Linked DNA regions of Homo sapiens: region 1 is linked to region 2. Evidence: chromatin contacts called from ENCODE POLR2A ChIA-PET data. All regions are on one chromosome and are shown on one strand. The core of a region is the stretch at or near the end of the contact, and the rest is flanking DNA. Distances in the headings are between cores, read along the strand shown. Region 1 overlaps PPP3R1 (protein phosphatase 3 regulatory subunit B, alpha). Region 2 holds the start of CNRIP1 (cannabinoid receptor interacting protein 1).

Region 1 (2,700 bases), core at 141-2,640, 130 kb after region 2:
TGCCTAAATTTCAGTTTCTTGATAAACAACTTTCTAAACTATAATTAATGTCCCCACTTCAATAAATTGACTAATAAATAGTTTGCATAAATATTATCATACTACATTTCTGCTTTTCCTCTTCCCATTAATCATACAGCCTAGAAGAAATGATCCTGATTTGTCCACTTAAAGTTTGTGGAGACATTATCTTTTCTTATCTACTCACAATAGATCACCTTTGTGATCTGTTATGTTTAAATTCCCTGTCACCTTTCCTAGTCTATGGTTGTAAACTAAGGCAAAACTCAAGATTGGAAGAAGAAAATAATTAACTAATCCTTGGTATATGTGTAAAAAATTAAGGCAAGCGTGGAGAGGGTAGCTCTTCAGCAAAATCTATGAACTTTGAGACACTGTTCTGAATGGTTTGCTGATTGGTACCTGGTTAGCTAGTAGTTTTAAATACTGATGGAATTTTAATCAATAAGTTTTACATTTGAAATACTTATTAATACTTAAAACATTATTAAAACCATAATTAAGCACCTGTTATATGTGATGCTCAGAGCACCAATGAAAAAGTCATGGACTCTGCCCTGAGGTGGAGTAGACATATAAATAAATAAGCGAAAAGCATTTGTAGGACTTTCATTATATTTTTTCTCTTTCAAGAGTAAGGGTGTGTCATTTTATAGATAGAAAATGGGGAAATAAGGTTTATTTGAACAGTTTGCAGTTATGTCACATATTCCATTAAAGAAGGAATACTCTTTAATAGAGGGATAAAATGCTTGTGTAGTTGATGTGCTTATGAAGTGCTTATATGATCTTTTTTATCAGATTATTTATATACATTAATGTGCTACATAATAATTTTTGGTCAGTGGCTGACCACATATACACAGTGGTTCCGTAAGATTATAATGGAGCTGAAAATACATGTACAGTCATGTGTCACTTAACAACGAGTTGCATTGAGTAATGCATCATTAGTGTAGCCTAAGTGTACAGAGTTTATAAAGTCTACAGTAATATCCTAGGCCCTTACATTAACTCACCAGTCACTCACTGGCTCACCCAGAGCAGCTTCTGTCCCACAAGCTCCTTTCATGGTAAATGCCCTATACAGGTGTACCATTTAAGTAAAATTTTCATACTATACTTTTACTGTACCTTTTGAATGTTTAGATATGTTCAGATACACAGATATTTAGCATTGTGTTACAATTGCCTACAGTATTCAGTACAGTAAGATGCTGTACAGATTTTGTAGCCTAGGAGCAATAGGCTGGACCATATAGCCTGGGTGTGTAGTAGGCTGTCCCACATAGGTTTGTGTAAGTACACTCTGATGTTCATACAATGATGAAATCTAATGATGTGTTTCTCAGTGTAACCCCATCGTTAAGTGACTCATGACTGACTGTATGTGTATTTTGGTGTTTGCAGCAGTATTTACATAAATTTTTCATCACAGCATTTCTGATACATGTGTTCTAGAAAACCTCAGATGCCATGAAATCACATCTGGGAAAAATATGGATAGAGTAGACCATTCAAATTATGCAGCTTTGTTTGTAACAGAGTATTAACATAAACAGTAATGATCTTAAAAATGCAAGTACAAATTAACTGTACAAATGAAACACCATAGCCCATCACTTATGAGCCTTAAACGGGGACTTGTGCTTCTTTTAAGGTATGGTGCAGGTTGAAGTTATTTGCTTTAGTAGAAACTACTTTTCTAAAATTCAGTAGTGAGCCAATGTATGCCTACCTTTATTAATAGTTGTGGGGGTGAGGGGGAGCATAAAAACAAAAGAAATTGTCTTCACAACTTCATCTGTGTCCTTAGTTTTCACCAGACAACATAACAATTTTAGAAAGACTTGAGGTTCTTAAAGCCCCTAAACTTGTTTTCTCTAAAGGAAAGCACCTCTTCACTATTGTTTTCTTAAGGTCTTCATATATTGAGGGGTTTTTTTTGTTTGTTTTTTGAGACGGAGTTTCCCTTTTGTCGCCCAGGCTAGAGTTCAATGGCGCGATCTCAGCTCACTGCAACCTCCGCCTCCCAGGTTCAGGCGCTTCTCCTGCCTCAGCCTCCCAAGTACCTGGGATTACAGGCGCCCTGCCATCACTCCCGGCTAATTTTTGTATTTTTAGTGGAGACGAGGTTTCACCACGTTGGCCAGGCTGGTCTGAAACTCCTGACCTCAGGTGATCCACCCGCCTTGGCCTCCTGAAGTGCTAGGATTACAGGCGTGAGCCACTGCACCCGGCCTTTTTTTTTTTTTTTTTTTTTTTTTTTAAGAGAAACTTGCCCTGATCCTTTACTGTGAAAAATCCCTGTGAACCAGTGAAATTTCCATGATTACTGACAATACTACTCTCCTTCCTCTTTACGAATTACGTGTGAACTAATTCATATTAGAACACCATCTTGTAGCTGTAGTTTTTACTTTGATAGTATATAGTTCTATTTTAATATAATTTATATTTAAAATATATGCTTTAATTTTTAAGTTCTTACAGTGAGGATGCCATATATTTAAGCTGTCAAAACAGCTTGTATTTGTACTCTTTTCTAGTGTTGTGGGCCATAATACATATATACTCATGGGCAGTATAACATTTGCCTTCTTAATTTTCTTTTTAAAAGTTGTTGTATTTAATTTATTTTTATTTTTAATTTTTTGAGATGGAGTCTCACTCTGTCAC
Region 2 (2,700 bases), core at 117-2,616:
TTTCCAAAAAGGCTTTTAAATGACCCCAAAAAGATACTCACCCTCTTTCCACTACTCATAAACCATAATAACCAACATTAAGTTTACTGTGTAACTCTCTCATTCTTTTAAAAGAGCTAATACAAACATACACATTTATATTCTTTTTAAATTTTCATTTTTCTAAAACACTAGAGATGCTACTTGCAATTAGATTTCTTTTCATCATTCCAGGTAAATCGCAAGGATCTAATTAATTTTAAAGATGTGAAAGAATTTACATATGGACATGATTAAGACCACAACCGTAAGTCAATTCAACAACGATTTCTGGAGCACCTACTATGTGTCAGGCACTATTTTGGCATGCTGGGGAAACAGCAACAAACAAAACAGACAAAATGCTCGCCCTCAGGCTTTGTTTCCCAGCCATCCCACTTTTATCATTAACAGTTTTTGCCTGTGTGTTTGCCAATGCAACCTATATTTCATTATTTTGATAGTTGTGTAACGTTCTATAGTGTGGGTATATAAGAATTTATTCAGCCATTTATTTATTGGTTAACATTTCATTTAGGTTTTATTTTTATTTTTGCAACCAATGTTGCAATAAACACCCATATTACATATATATTATATGTATAGCTTATTATTTCTTAAAAAAGAGCAGTCTAACTTGGGTAAACAAAAACTGCCAAGGAAACGCATCCCTACCCATTTGTTCTCACTAGCCCACTTCATTTCCCAGGTGTGCTCCCTGGCTCTGGTACTATCCATCTGGGTGGTGCTGAAGCAGGTGCTCTCTCTGCTCCGGGAAGCCATTCCCAGTATAGTCCTCACCCCCTGAGTCTCCCCTCGCTTCCAAAAGTCAGCTGTCTACCGACCTCTGCCACGAAAACTGTCTAATCACGCTTAATATGCAAATCTAAACTCTGCGGTGTCGCATATGGCCCCCTGCCAATAATCCTTTGACCCATCCCACCTCTTGGCCATTTTGTCACCAGAATGCCTTAGGCTCATGTCAGTTGCCTTTTACAGGGTTAATAGCTCACCCTTCAAAATCTGTGTAAATATATGTGATTCATTACATATATTTATGTATGTGTCATTTTTGGGACGAGCATACGTATAATGGAAATGTACACCCACAAGAAGATGTAGCTCCTTGAATATGGTTATTTTCTTCCTCTTGCATCCATTCCTCATCCAGCGTGGCTCCATCACGTGGAATTGCGCCTTTCCTCGGCCATTTCCCCTAAGCTTTGGAAAGACTCATATTTCCTGAAATTTAAATCACCGGCTAGCGGTTTCCTGTCCCCCCTTCCCGCCTCCCTTTACCCCCCCTCAGCCTCCTCCCGCCTGGCTGGCGCCGGATCCGCGAGCAGCAGTGTCCACCTCACGTAGCTGGCCGAGGCGGTATCCAGATTCCGGGGGTCTCGCTCCTTGGCATAGTGGTCGCTTAACTCCAGCGCCTTCCCAGTGCCTCCCAAACCTCTCCTCCTCCTGCCCGGGGCTGTTCTAGGAGGAGCCTAAATGTCCGCTTCCCCAGCTGAAGGGGATTGTGGTGCGTAAACAGGATTAACTCCCTCGCCCCCAGCTGCGCGGATCTGCGCGGCGGCCTGCGGGCCAGAGCGAGCCTTCGGGTGCGTGGAGGGCGCAGCACTGGAGCGGGGGATGGGGAAGCGCGCGGCCTTGGAGCCGTCTCTTGGGCCCGCTTCCTCGCCGAGTGGGGAGGGGGGCCACAGCCTAAGGAGCTGCTCCTCAAAAGCCCGGGCGGACGGCGGCGACGGCGCGGGTTCCTAGCGGCAGCCTCAGCTCCACCACCTCCCTCACCCTCCCCGCGCTTCCTCTCCGCCCCTCGCGCTCCAGCCACTCGGCCGCAGCCGGCGCTGTCCTCCGCCCCCCGGAGCCGCCGCGCCAGACCCTCGCCCAGACATGGGGGACCTGCCGGGCCTCGTGCGCCTCTCCATCGCGCTGCGCATCCAGCCTAATGACGGCCCGGTCTTTTACAAGGTGGACGGGCAGCGCTTCGGCCAGAACCGCACCATCAAGCTGCTCACCGGCTCCTCCTACAAGGTTGAGGTGAAGATTAAACCCAGCACGCTGCAGGTCGAGTGAGTGCGGGGCGCCTGGTGGCAGCAGGGTCCCCCATGGGGTACAGGCAGAGGACTGAGGCCCCCAGGACAGCCCGAGCCTCTCAAGGGCCTCTGGCCTCGCGCCGCTCCCAGCGGGCCCGGGGGTTGGAGGAAGAGGTCACTCCCTGTCCGCCTTCGTCCCCTTCCTTCCCTTTGGCTTGTATTCCTCCATTCTCGCTTCCCTCCACCCATCGCAGTGACCTCAGTGGGTTCTTTAAAATCAGTGACAAGAAGCCAGGGTTTTTGCTTGTCTGTTTCTTATAAATTTCTCCTGCCTTCTGTCCAGCCTTGGGCGCGGAACCGCAGGCGGTCGGGGTGGAGCAGATGGGAGAGGTCCGCAGGGTTCAGCCACCGCAATCCCAGCCCTCCTGCGCGCGGTCCAGGCGGCCCACAGGGTCTGCCCGCAAGGCTGAAGGAGGGAGAAAGGAGGAATGAGGTGGAAAGGCAGGGGAGGGGTGATTACTGGGGCTCCCTGAGGGATGCTCCCCACTCCCTTCGCCATTCAGTGGCTGGGACCCTGGGGTGGAGCAGCAGACACTAGTAAGAGAGCGGCCGCCCCTTCTCTGGCCTAGTTTCACGGTTTTCC

The links. ChIA-PET counts read pairs that join two places held with the same protein, here RNA polymerase II (POLR2A).
Region 1: POLR2A ChIA-PET joins it to region 2 with 15 read pairs in BJ. The contact joins the enhancer-like site here to the promoter of CNRIP1 in region 2. POLR2A ChIA-PET finds 5 or more read pairs at or near these places in 3 of 52 experiments (BJ, K562 and OCI-LY7).

The regions. Positions count from the first base shown.
Region 1 is chr2:68,189,846-68,192,545 of GRCh38, reverse strand. All of the region lies in intron 2 of PPP3R1 (protein phosphatase 3 regulatory subunit B, alpha), which reads left to right. Among named protein-coding and RNA genes, the nearest start is that of PNO1, 33 kb to the right of the region's middle. Within about 2 kb of position 1,390, at least 4 of the 41 ENCODE cell types and tissues checked have a DNase peak (open chromatin) inside an H3K27ac peak, as active enhancers do.
Region 2 is chr2:68,318,615-68,321,314 of GRCh38, reverse strand. CNRIP1 (cannabinoid receptor interacting protein 1) reads left to right here and starts at 1,366. Exons shown (of 3, transcript NM_015463.3): 1 at 1,366-2,093. The coding sequence starts at 1,915.